Linked DNA regions of Mus musculus: region 1 is linked to region 2. Evidence: chromatin loops called from intact Hi-C (ENCODE). Cell type or tissue: left cerebral cortex. All regions are shown on one strand.

The links. Peaks named below come from ENCODE experiments on the same cell type or tissue, not always from the same donor. Only the 100,000 strongest peaks of a DNase experiment are listed, where the experiment ranks them.
Region 1: it touches region 2 in a loop (2.8-fold over the local background); 3 of 42 quality-filtered maps call a loop at or near these places.

The regions. Positions count from the first base shown.
Region 1 is chr8:127,935,668-127,938,167 of GRCm38, forward strand. No RefSeq gene overlaps it. Among named protein-coding and RNA genes, the nearest start is that of Gm32590, 130 kb to the left of the region's middle. In left cerebral cortex, no CTCF peak of the experiment used is centred here; a DNase peak (open chromatin) is centred at 1,329.
Region 2 is chr8:128,356,975-128,359,474 of GRCm38, forward strand. Nrp1 (neuropilin 1) reads left to right here and starts at 2,099. Exons shown (of 17, transcript NM_008737.2): 1 at 2,099-2,500. A930035F09Rik (a long non-coding RNA gene) reads right to left here and starts at 1,263. Exons shown (of 3, transcript XR_879381.3): 1 at 407-1,263. It overlaps Mir1903 (microRNA 1903), which reads left to right and starts at 2,267; the gene lies at 2,267-2,346. In left cerebral cortex, CTCF peaks have their summits at 311 and 1,233; DNase peaks (open chromatin) are centred at 345, 1,144, 1,529, 1,688 and 1 more place; H3K4me3 peaks cover 2,500 bases; H3K27ac peaks cover 2,500 bases.

The DNA.
Region 1 (2,500 bases), 420 kb before region 2:
TACCACATCACAAGTAACTCTGTCAGTAACAATTAATGTCATTCTGGCAAAGAGGCAGGGAAAAGGTCCCGTGTAGGCCCCATATATTAACTTAAAGGGACACTGTCTTACACATGACAGGGCCCTTGAACTATCAGCAAACATGATTTCCCATAAGACCCTTATACCAAACTGGATCCATTAGCTTTCTGTCATGAAAGAGGGAGAGGCTCATGAGTCCTTCCCCCACATTAAATTTGGTGTATCACCCAGCTAGACTTGAGTAGAATAATATTTTTGGTATGTAATTGGTGCCCTCTCTGAAGCAAATAGATATTTGTGTGCCCTCCCTCAAAAATTTCAGACAGCAATCATGAGGGAAATAACTTCTGGTACCCTTCCCATCCCACCCAAGGACTATGGAGGCTTAAGGAAACTGGCTGTTCTGTTCATTTATGGGTGAGCACAACAGACTGAAAGGGGGAAAATTGTCAGGTACCAATGAACAGATCTTACCAATTTTCCAGGCAGGTGTGGAGTCCCCTGTTTCAAGATGATGCCAACAGGATGTAGTGGGGTTTTTTTGTTTGTTTGTTTGTTGTTTGTTTTTTGCCCATCTAAAAGCAAAACTCTCCATTTGAAAATTGAATAAGAAATCTAATTCATAGTTGTGATCAAAACTGTTTCCTCTTGACAACCAAGCTGTGAATGTAACCAGACTTGAAGGAGCATGCTCGGAGATGCCCTCAATCTATGGCCTTTTGGAATCTTGAGCTACAGTTCTCTGCATACAGTAGTGCAGTTTCTCTATTGCAATGTAAGAATGGGATCATATGCTTCTCCAACTCCCCACCCCATGCCCTGGGGGAGATGGAGGGTGTTCTTTCATGTTTTTCAGGACCTATGCTGTTTTTATTATCTGGCACATCTCACAATTGTCTTTCAGTGTAATCCATTGGGTTTCCCCTTCCAGGCTCTTCCCAGGCTGCTGTGGATACCTGCTTCTCCTCTTGTGAATTTTGGAAGCACATATCCACGTCTATTAAGAAAATGAGACAAGACAAAACTCTCCATTCCTGCCTTTCTGCTTTTCCCTCTGTCATCTCTCTTCACTGTGTGACAAGTATGTTGGCTCTGTCTTGAAAATACCTCCCCAGGAGTACTGGATTTCCATTGAAATAATGGACATAAATCCACCATTATAAGCATTTTCTTTGCCTGTGATTTATTGTTTAAAAAGCAATTTGATTCTTAAAGGGATTTTTGCAAAATAGAATCTCCCAGTACATTTCAAGACAGAAGGAGGCCATATGGTGCGTCCGAGCCATCCACCTGCCTGTCTCATGTTTATATCATGGATTTTTTTTTTCTTCCCTGTCTGTCTCTTCCTTGTATGTACTCACAGTTGCAAGTTTCATTGTTGCCTCTGGTAGACCATTTCACTCATTAATTATTCCTCCTCGCATAAAGAAGTTGAGTCCTATTTGTTTCTTCCTAAAGGCTGTAGGGGAAGGACTTACTATGCCTAACTTGAATCTCATAATAGCAGGTGGGCAGTTAATTGGAAAACGAGAGCAACCTAGCCTCATTCACTGCAGTGTTCAGATTACATGAATAATTGCCACGTAAAAGGTAACTTGGCGGCAGGCTCAGTGAAGCTGAATAACAGACAGCATCTAAATATGGCAATGGCATTGGTGACATATGTTCCTTGCCTAGAGGTATAGCAAAAGAAAGAAGGTGTTCCTGATGTCAACTCTGAATGAAAAGATGAAGGATCCCTTTTCAAAGGAAACTGAAAGGAAGTGTAGGCAGGCATTGGCAATGGAGCTTGGTCCTCTATCTGAATTAGAGTCACTTTTTCTCATCATGGATTTGATGGAACTCAGGCATAGCCAGGGGCTGCTTCCTCTCCCTTCATTCAAAAAAGGCTTTGTGTCTTCATCTTGAGGACTCTGCCTTTAATCACTTTATATTTATGCAAGACCTAAGAGAGAGTGCCTTATCCACACTGGCTCTCAATGAAAAAAAAAAAGTTGTTTGTAAAAAATATGGGATGCATGACCCTTCCAGCCTATCTTGGAGGGTGAGTGCAATCTGAGTATTTTGAGTTGTTACAGTCCAGCTCAAATTCCCAAGATGAAAGTCAAACACTATGACTGACACAGTGTTCCTTCTGTGTGTCTCCATTCTCCTTGTTTACTCTGGCACCTCAGTGTGTGTGTGTGTGTGTGTGTGTGTGTGTGTGTGTGTGTGTGTGTGTGTGCATATGTGTACAGGTGTGTGTATCTATGTATCTATACTCATATGAAAGTCAGGGGGCAACCATGGATGATGGTCCCCCTGATCCATCCAATTGTTTTGGGACAAGGTCTCTGATTAGTTTATAACTTGACAACTAGGGTAGGGTGGCTGGCCAGAAAGACCTAGGGGGTCTGGATATTTTTGCCTCTTGTCTTAGGGTTTTACTGCTGTGAACAGACACTGTGACCAAGGCAACTCTTATAAAGGACAACATTAA
Region 2 (2,500 bases):
CCTCTTATGTCGACTCGCCAAGTCCGGCGAGGCGCCTGTCCGTTGGACTCCAGGACTAGGGTGGCGCGGGGTCACCCTGAATCTAAGGCTTGCCCAACATAGTTGGAATTGGCAAGGATGCGCCCGATGCCTGGCGCAGGGAGGCGGGGACACGCGCTCCGTGTGGCACATCGCCAGGGCTGCCGCCCCCCCCCCCCCCCCCCCCCCGCCGCCGCCACTCTCGTTCCCCTAGCTTTACCCTGGGCGCGGCTATCGCCTAGACCTTGCCTGCAGAGGGCCAACGGCCTCACGACTGCCCCTTCCGCTCGACTCAGGCGTTTGACTCCCGGCCTTCTGGCACGCCCAACCAACCCACCCGGAGTTCCAAAGGGTCGGAGAACCAAAGAGGAAGCTAGGGGCGACTAACCGGGGGCGCTCCGGGGCTGGCTCTCTGCACGCAGGGTTGGCGCTGCGGTGGGGCAGGGAGGGAGAGGCTGCGTTGGAGGCGGGGCTGGTAACCAGGGCCGGAAAGAAGGCTGGACTCTGGAGCCAGTGGGTCCTGCGCGGGAGCCCAGGAGGGAGATCCGCACAACGGACAAGCCTCAATTCAGCGCCCAGCCCAGACATCCAACGCAGAGTCCTGGCCTAGGGCACCAGTGTCCTGAGCGATCTTTCTCCCTGAATGACCCTAGTTTTTCAGCCAAAACCTTTGACCAGAGTCTCCTTGCCAGCATTCCCAAATCTTTGCAACCCCTTGTACCAGGTAGGAGTCAGTCTCTGTGGTGGCAGTATGTCTATAAATGCCACTTCCCAGAAGGCGTATGACCTTTTCACCTTACCCACCAGCTCCTTCGGAGGTCATTGAGCCCGGTATATGTACTTGATCAGAAGCCTCAACCAGTTTATGTCCCTGGGTGTCCTTGCTATTCATAAACCAAAGCCACCTGCTGCAGTTCTCGGAAAGCCCTCGAGGATGGAACCGGACTACATGGGGGAGGGGAGGCACTGGGCAGACACCAGGGACGCACCTCGTAAGTGGGTGGCGTATGAGGCTGGAGGATCAGTAGACACAATTGCCTGTAATCTAAACCTGGCACTAGGAGACCCTTGCAAAGATCATCCTGTCACCCTCACAAGGGGTCGTTGCCAGTCTTATCCTTCCCTCGGTGTGCACAGAAATGGGTCCCTCGACCCCTGATTCAGATTCTTGGAGTTCTACGTGGCTGGTCTGCGACTGTTGGCGGCTGCCCCCTAGCTGAAAGGCGCGCCACCATCCATCCTCCGAGCTCATGTAACCCCAAAGAAGAGGGGACCAAATCTCGGGGAACAATGCAGCCTGAAGCGTCAGGGGTGGGGATGGGGGTATCAGGTACCCATCCTCGCCTTTATGCACGGCGAGGAGACCTTGTTCCGCTGCAGCCAGGGTCCGTGCTCTAAGAAAGTCTGCCTATGCTTTACGTGGCAGACTGGGTCACAGTTCTCTAAGATCAACAGCGTGTCTCGCAGAACAACCAAGGCGTTCTTCTTTTAGTCTAAGTCCTACTCGGAGCGTCCTGGAGCGCCCGACTGCTTCCTGCCCCAAACCTCAGGCTGACACCCAGGAAGTGAAAGCGGGGACTGACAGCGCGATCCACGCCTCCGGGGGCGCCGGTACCTAGGGATTAGGAGTTCCGTGAAGTAGCAGCTAACCCCGGTCTCTCGGAACTCCTTGACTCCAGGATCCTCGCCTACACGAGCAGCCTAGTTCAGTTCTGGGGTGCAGAGATCTCGTCAAGGTAGACTAGCCTGCCACTGGGGCTGGTACCACTTGTACTGCCCCTTCTGACACACATACGTGACCTTGCGCTCTGGGCGCAGACAACCTGCTCCCTAGTGACCTTCTTCCCGCGGAGAGCACAGCAGGGTACCCGGAGGTGGGGTGGAGGGGGGAGCCCAGAGGACCAACCGGGAAAGCACGCGGAGAGAAACTTGTGTCTCTGAATCTCCAGCCAGGCAATCACTGGCAGAGCTGTGCGGGGAGGGGGCGGGAGGAAGGGAGGGAAGGGCTCTGGGAGGGAGGGGGAGGTCGGAGAGAGAGGCGGGTGCCAGTGGAGAAAGTCCTTGCTCTCCCGCTCATCTTTTCATTGCTCTCTCTCCTTCCCGCAGACAACCCGGACCTCCTCTGGGCGCCAGCTCCTCGGCTCCAACCCGTCCAGAATCAAGCGGGATTTTTTTTTTCTTTCCCTCTAGAAATTGGCTTTGGTGTGTCGCCCGCCCTCTCCCCTCCTCCTCGCAACTCCTCCCCTCTTTTTTTTCCTCCTTCTTCTTCTTCCTGAGACATGGCCCGGGCAGTGGCTCCTGGAAGAGGAACAAGTGTGGGAAAAGGGAGAGGAAATCGGAGCTAAATGACAGGATGCAGGCGACTTGAGACACAAAAAGAAAAGCGCTTCTCGCGAATTCAGGCATTGCCTCGCCGCTAGCCTTCCCCGCCAAGACCCGCTGAGGATTTTCTGGTTCTTAGGCGGACTTAAGAGCGTTTCGG